3 separate regions of the Homo sapiens genome follow, and all the other regions are linked to region 2. The links are chromatin loops, found by intact Hi-C in ENCODE. Cell type or tissue: CD14-positive monocyte. All regions are shown on one strand.

The links. A loop is a pair of places that touch in the nucleus more often than their neighbours do. Peaks named below come from ENCODE experiments on the same cell type or tissue, not always from the same donor. Only the 100,000 strongest peaks of a DNase experiment are listed, where the experiment ranks them.
Region 1: a loop joins it to region 2, with 5 times the contacts of the local background. A loop is called at or near these places in 69 of 110 quality-filtered maps.
Region 3: it touches region 2 in a loop (4-fold over the local background); 82 of 110 quality-filtered maps call a loop at or near these places.

What each region holds. Positions count from the first base shown.
Region 1 is chr9:38,091,510-38,094,009 of GRCh38, reverse strand. No RefSeq gene overlaps it. Among named protein-coding and RNA genes, the nearest start is that of SHB, 24 kb to the right of the region's middle. In CD14-positive monocyte, no CTCF peak of the experiment used is centred here; no DNase peak of the experiment used is centred here.
Region 2 is chr9:37,912,632-37,915,131 of GRCh38, reverse strand. No RefSeq gene overlaps it. Among named protein-coding and RNA genes, the nearest start is that of SLC25A51, 9.8 kb to the right of the region's middle. In CD14-positive monocyte, CTCF peaks have their summits at 1,160 and 1,360 (motif pointing left); a DNase peak (open chromatin) is centred at 1,371; H3K27ac peaks cover 558 bases.
Region 3 is chr9:38,159,484-38,161,983 of GRCh38, reverse strand. No RefSeq gene overlaps it. Among named protein-coding and RNA genes, the nearest start is that of SHB, 92 kb to the right of the region's middle. In CD14-positive monocyte, CTCF peaks have their summits at 952 and 1,152 (motif pointing right); a DNase peak (open chromatin) is centred at 1,183.

The DNA of each region.
Region 1 (2,500 bases), 180 kb before region 2:
GCTGGACATTACTGAGAACAAGCCTTCGAAACCCAGCGCTCTCCCACATGCCCCCTTTTTTAATCTTACAATTGTAATTTCGACTTTTTTCTGAACTGATATAGCAATGTTCCTTGGAAAACCAAAAAAATTGAAAATGACATTTATCAAAGTCATTCTATCAACTTTGCTTTTCAGTTGGGTTTTTACCGAGTTTGACAAATTGGAGATACAGTAACAGCTTTCTAGTCCTTTCATAAATATATAGATCTGCAACCCTGAAACTTGAAAGGAAAGGAAATTATCCGTTTAAATAGACTGGGTTTGCCCGGCAGCTCCCTTTCCCCTTCCTTTCTCTCCCTATACATATTAACAGAATTTCATAAGATGTCTCCTAGCAGCGTTTCCACTACAATTAATTGCTTTTCACTCAAAGTGACACATCTAAGAAATGAACTAGCACAAAGAAAGATATATTTAAGAAATTGAGAGCTCAGTTAACTTTGCTACGGACTGCTGTGAAAAGAAGTAGCTCTTCTTTAGAAAAAGAGGGACTCTCGAAGATTAAAGTTTGCCTCACTTAGAAAAAGATTATAAGAAACAGAGCAAAATGTTATCAGGTGTTGCCTCTGGGTGATCGAAGGGTAGATACACATTTCCTTGCTTCTAATGCTTTTGTGAGCTTTCTACATGTTCAAAAATAAGCATGAGTTAGTCTTATAGAGAAAAGAAAAATATATACTCGGGGTGATGGCTGCTGAGATTAAGACCCCAATCTCACAAGTCATTTCCCACCTCTCACTTCCCACCTTTTCCTCGTGAAAACATCAGGGGAAAGGAGGGAGAAGGTTGTATCATTGAGAAGGCCTTGTCCTTAAGTGAGCAGATGAGAACTCAAGAGATCGCACAACTTGCCCACAGTCACGAGGTCATTGGCAAAGTTATGATTGCTCTCTGTGGCTCTAGGTTATCGGGTTATCTGCCCATAAAATTATGTGATACTTTTCCCATTGCTCAGTTCTAATAAATAATTAAAAAATGTTCTAAGGCAGTCCAGAAACAGGCACACCCATTAGAATAGATACTACCAAGGAAACAGAAAACAACAAGTGTTGGCGAAGATAGGAAGAAATTGGAAGCCTTGTGCTCTGTTGGAGGGAACATATGATTGTATACAACTGCTGTGGAAGCTAGCATGGTAGCTCCTCAGAAAATTAAAAATAGAACTAACATATGCTCCAGCAATTTCTCCTCAGGGAATATTTCCAAAAGAGTTGAAAGCAAGGGTCTCAAGAGATATTTGCACAAACCCATGTTTACTGCAGCATTATTCACAATAGCCAAGAGATGGGAACAACTCGACACTGACAGAGGAATGAAGACAATGCATATCCATATTATGGAATATTATTCACCCTTAAAGAGGAATGAAATTCTGATACATGCTTCACATGGATGAACCTTGAGTACATTACAGTAAGAAATAAGCCAGTCACAAAAATACATATACTGCATGATTCCACTTATATGAGGTATCTAAAATCATCAAATTCATAGAAACACAAAGTAGAGCGGTAGTTACCAGGGGCTGGAGGGAGGAGGTGAGAGTAGTTATTGTTTAACGGGTATAGGTTTCAGTTTTGCAAGACAAAAGCCTTCTGGAGTGCTGCTTCACAACAATGTGAGTATATTTAACATGACTGAACTGTACACATAAAAATGTTAAAACAGCCGGGCACGGTTTCTCACGCCTATAATCCCAGCACTTTGGGAGGCCAAGGCAGGTGGATTGCTTGAGTCCAGGTGTTTGAGACCAGCCTGGCCAATATGGCAAAACCCTGTCTCTACCAAAAATACAAGAATTTAGCTGGGCGTGGTGGCACAGGCCTCTGGTCCCAGCTACTCAGGAGGCTGAGGTGGATGACTGCTTGAGCCTGGGAGGCAGAGGTCACAAAGAGCTGAGGTCACCACTGCCCTCCAGCCTGAGTGACAGAGAGATCCCTTCTCAAAAAAAAAAAATGAAAAGAAACATGGTAAGATGGTCAATTTTATGTTATGTGGGGTTTTTTAAACCACAACTTTATAAATAAAAAGAATAGGTTGAAGACATAAGCAGGCCATTGTCTGTTTCCATGGGCTTAAATGCATTTCTATAATAACCCTGGCAGTGATCTGATTAGCAGGCAGCCTGTGGTCACCCTCTGTTGATCCCATTGTTTCCTTCAATGTGACACCTACAGCAGGAGCCAGACAGAGGTCCACTAGACATGGAGTGGCCATGGCCCAAGAACAGGGAGGGCCCTGACACCAAGCTGACTTCCTGTGGATGCCCTGTAACTCCTAAGTGAGCACCCCCAAGGAAAGACAGCGTTGGCCTCAGAGCTCAGCAGGTCTGAGCCTTTTAAGAGAAGAGGGGTTGGAGTCCGCTCCGGGAAGTGGAGGGCTGAGAGACAGAAAGCTAGGAAGAGTTACAGTCAGGCTCCTGCAGAGTCATAGATCAGTTGGGGCCCAAGGATTAATT
Region 2 (2,500 bases):
ATGCAGAGATAACAGGTGGTAGAATCATCAGGGTGAGTCCATCAGAGCCTAATGTGGTGCAGCCTGCCCTGGTGGGAGGTGGCCAGACTCCTGGGACTCCAGAGGCCTCATTCCGCAGAGGCAAATGAACAGGGCAGGGCAGGGAGGGTCTCCCCAAAGATGGGGAGATGCTGGCCACCTGTTTCCTAGAGGAGCTGAATTCTTAAGGAGAGAAGGGCAGGACACGAGTCTTGGCACAAAATCTGCCATTGTTTGCCTGCCACCATCGCCATGATGACAGCATTAGGCAGCCCAGGTCCACCTGGAAGGTCTGCGCCCAAGCCCCTCCTCACCTACACCTGAAGGGGCACAGCATTCCCCAGCATGTTGGGGGCCTGCTCTGGAGTGATTCCTCGACCCCCCCAACCCCCGCCCCCGCCTCCGCAGGAACTTAGTTGCCACTCCTCCCTCCCTTCTCCTTTTCAAGAATGTGGCTGTCTGTCTCCCCAGCTGGCCCCCTTCCTCCCCGACTCTCCAGGACTCCAGGGCTTTGGTTCACCTCTTCCCCTCTCCCCCACCTCCCCGATACATCCCAGTGTCCCAGAATCCACACCTCCAACTGTCAGGCTCCCTCAGAGCATTGACACCAACACCCCCATGCCCCAGCATACACATGCACGTGCACACACACACACCCGGGGAACGCCTGTGCTCGGGGAGGGCAAAGCCCTGGCACAGGGTCCTGGTGACAGAAAACATTCCTGAGCTTGGTCAGGACCAAGGGGCCACAGGCAATGCCAGTGCTCTGCCACCGGGAATTTCCTGAAGGGAGGGAGGAAAGGTCACCTCTAGAATGTGTTCTGCGTGGTGGTGGGTGGCGGTGGTGGCGGGTATTTCTCTTTCAGTTCAATTTAACACACATTGAGCATGAAACAGACAGGGCAAGCTGGTGACCAGGAGCAGGAGACTGAGCACAAGAAACCCCTTCCTCATCAGAGTCCACAGGAAGCGGTGGGTCGCCAGATGCCTTCATCCCTGCACAGAGAGCCAGCAAGGCGGGCCAGAAATGGAGGCCCAGACAGGGACAGAGGCATGCTCAAGGCCACACAGCAAGTCCCTCTCCACATGCCTTGGGGTGCTTGAGGGCGACCAGCTCCAAGGGTCGCCTTGGCCAGTGCAGCTCTGGGAAGACTAGGGTAGGGCTGGGGGATTCTTCTCAGAGTTGATGAGCCATTTCTTTCCTCATTGGCTCCCCCAAGTGGGAGCATCCCAGGCCTGTAGTGACTGGTGTCATCTCTGGCTTGGGGGACAGTTTCCTAAGCTGTGATCTGACCAGGATGGCAGGAAGCCACCAGTGTGGCTCTAGTGCCCTCGTGTGGTTTTCTTTAGTATTGCAGCCAGTCCCAGGGAGCAGAAATGCCACCTCCAAGTCACCCTGTCAGTTACAGAAGGAGAACTTCTGCAGGCCCAGAGAAGGAAGAGGAAGGCATGTAAACAGATAAACGGCAGGCAGTGCGGAGTGATGAATGATGGGTGCTCCAGCAGAAGAGACAGTAGAAGTGGCATCTGAGCCAGGCCTCAACACGCAGGGAGTACGGGCATCCTAGGCAAAGGAAACAACTTCAGCAAGAGCTGGGAGGCTCCCTCTGACTCCCGATCCAAGCTTTTCCCACTGCAGTGTACTCTAAAGTCAAGCCCATTCATGCCCACTGGGAAGGGAGGTCAGGCCGAATCAGAAGGGCTCAGTACGGAACAATTTTATGCAATATTATTTCAAAGTTACTGACTTCCAATTATAAAATTAATGTGTACTTTGTGGCCTGGCGCAGTGGTTCACACATGTAATCCCAGCACTTTGGGAGGCCAAGGCAGGCGGATCACTTGAGGTCAGGAGTTCAAGACCAGCCTGGCCAACATGGCGAAACCCCGTCTCTACTAAAAATACAAAAATTAGCCAGCCATGGTGGCTGGCGCCTATAATCCCAGCTACTCAGGAGGCTGAGGCAGGAGAATCACTTGACCCCAGGAAGCAAAGTTGCAGTGAGCCGAGATCCTGCCACTGCACTCCAGCCTGGGCAACAGAGCAAGACTCCATCTCAAAAAAAAAAAAAAAAAAACCACACAAAGTTTGTGCTTGTGGCTGGGCACGGTGGCTCACACCTGTAATCCCAACTCTTTGGGAGGCTAAGGCAGGCAGATCACTTGAGGCCAGGAATTCAAGACCAGCCTGGCCAAAATGGTGAAACCCCATCTCTACTAAAAGTACAAAAATTAGCCGGGTGTGGTAATGGGCACCTGTAGTCCCAGTTACTTGGGAGGCTGAGGCAGGAGAATCGCTTGAACCCAGGAGGCGGAGGAGCCAAGATCGGGCCACTGCACTCCAGCCTGGGTGACAGAGCAAGACTCTGTCTCAAAAAAAAAAATTTTTTTTTACTTGTATTAGTAATGGAAATTTGTATTTCAGGAAAACATAAAGAAGAAAATAAAAATTACCCTAAACTCAAAGAACAGTACATTCACG
Region 3 (2,500 bases), 250 kb before region 2:
CTTTTGCCTAAGCTCTTTTAGGTTGAGTTTCTGTCACTTATAACTATTACTAACATACAATGGAAGAGTGGATAACCATTAACAATTGTGATGTTATGAAGCAACATAGGAAAAAAATAGTTTGACCTAATAAAGGGAGAAAAAGAAAAACAGGCTGGGAGGCTGGGCACAGTAGCTCATACTTGTAATACCAGCATTTAGGGAGGCCAAGGCAGGAGGATTGCTTGAGGCCAGGAGTTCAAGACCAGCCTAAGCAATATAGCAAGAACTCCTCTCTACAAAATAATGGGGGGAAAAAAAAAAGCTGGGCATGGTAGTGCATGCCTGTAGTCTCAGCTAATCAGGAGACTGAGGCAGGAGGATCACTTCAACTCAGGCGATTGGGCTGCAGGGAGCCATAATCCTGCCACTGCACTCCAGCATGGGTGTCACAGAGAGATCCCATTTATATTTTAAAAAATTAGATACAACATTACATGTGCACTACATATACCAATGTATGTGCACAGGGAAACTGGAAAGGGATATATTAAAAGTTGTATCAGTGTCAGCGATGTGATATGAGTGATTATTTCCTCTATGCCCTTACTTGCATTGCTTTTCTTAAAATAAAATTCTGATTGAGGAGATGAGCCATAGACCAAACAACAGTGATGCTAAGTGAACACTGCTTGTTGCCCAGAGAGAGGGTAGATATGGAGCTGGGGAACTCAAGAGAAGGATATCTTTATTACCTCCAGCTGGAGAGATCAGAAAAAAATGACGAAGGAAGCAGCATTTGAAATGGGGTTTCAGCAACAGGAAGGACTTGAACAGGGAGCAAAGTGTGCCAGGTGGGAAAGAAAATTGAGATTGAGAGAAAAGGATAAATGGGCGTGGAAGAGCACCACATTTAGGGAAGGAGGAGACATTCCCTGTGGCAAGAGCAGAGGGTACAAAGTGGAGATCAGTAAGAAATCAGGCCACATTGCAGAGGTTTTAAGCTGGCGACCTTCAGGCCACATTGGCCCAGTTTTTTTTACTCACTGGTGGGGTGATCACATATTTCTAAATTAGGTGCTATGGCTCTCATCTCTAACCCTATCCCCTCTAAATTTGCCTTTTATGATGACAGCTGGGACACTAATATTCTGCTTGGCCTGCTGACGATCTCTTAGCCTCTGCCAACAGGGGGCGCTAGAGAGAGATCACAAGGTGGAAGAGCCAGGGAACCACACAATGAAGGTGGGAGCCCTTCCTGATCTGGCTTTAACTTGTAAGGTTCGATACGCACACGTCATATGATCCAGCAACCCCACTCCTAGGTATGTCTTTGAGAATCTCTTCCATGCGCCCTGGGAGGCATGACCAAGAATGTTCATAGTAGCGTTTCATGATAGCAAAATACTAGAAGCAAACCAAATGCCTAATAGCAAAAGAATAGATAATACGTGGTGTTTTACACAGTGAGATATTACACAGCAGGGAAAATGAATGAACTAAGCTACAGGCATCAACATGGATGAATTTTAGAAACAACGTTAGGTGAAAAAAAGTAATTTACAGAAGACTGTGAATATTTTATTGTAATATCAAACAGTATGATTTTTTTATAAAGTTCAAATGCAAATAAAAGTAAATAATATATGGCTTTGGAATATGAATATATGTGCTAAAACTATCACAAAACAGCCAGGAAATCATAAACACCAAAGCCTGGGTTGTGGTCATTTGTAGGGGAGGTGAGGGCTAGAATAAGAAAGAGGTACCCAGACACATGCAAGAGTACCAGGAAAGTTCTAGTTCCAAAAGTGGATGGTGAGCTCATGGGTGCTAATTTTACTATCATGTTTTGCAATGAATATATGCATTACAAATATTGTTCTATATATATATAAAACATTTCCTAATAGACATCTTGAAAAATTCAATCATAAAATAGCTTGTGACCAAGAAATGGTGTTTTCAGGAGGATCCTGTGGGCTCTGCCCACAAATGTACTGGTGGCTGAGGTCTGGGTGAGGATGGAGGTGCTGGGTTGGACTCTGGCCAGCACCATGTCCAGGTATCCCACCTGTTTGCTGCATCCCCAGGCACAGCCACCCTTGAGAGGAGTCAGGAGAGCCTTGACCTGGACATCTGGACCAGCTTCCAGTTCCACGTCTAGCTTACCGAGTGACCTTGATCAAGCTCCCTCACCTCAGTTTTCCCATTTGTACAATGGGAGAGTAGGGAACAGGTGATTACTCAAAGCCTTCATTCTGGTGTTATCGAGTGGCCCAGGTGCCTTGATGGAAAAGATGAGTTAGGAGCTTGATGGTCCTGCTGTCACCAGCTGGGGGACTTTGGGCCTTTTAAGAAGCAGCTTAACTTCTCTCTGCTTAGTTTCCTCATTTGTTAAATGGGGATGGATCAGGTATCTGCCTCATAGGATTATTGTGAGAATGAAATAAAATAATACTTGTAAAGCATCTAGCATAGAGTCTGGAAGAGAAAGCCCCCAGTAGACAGCAGCCATTGT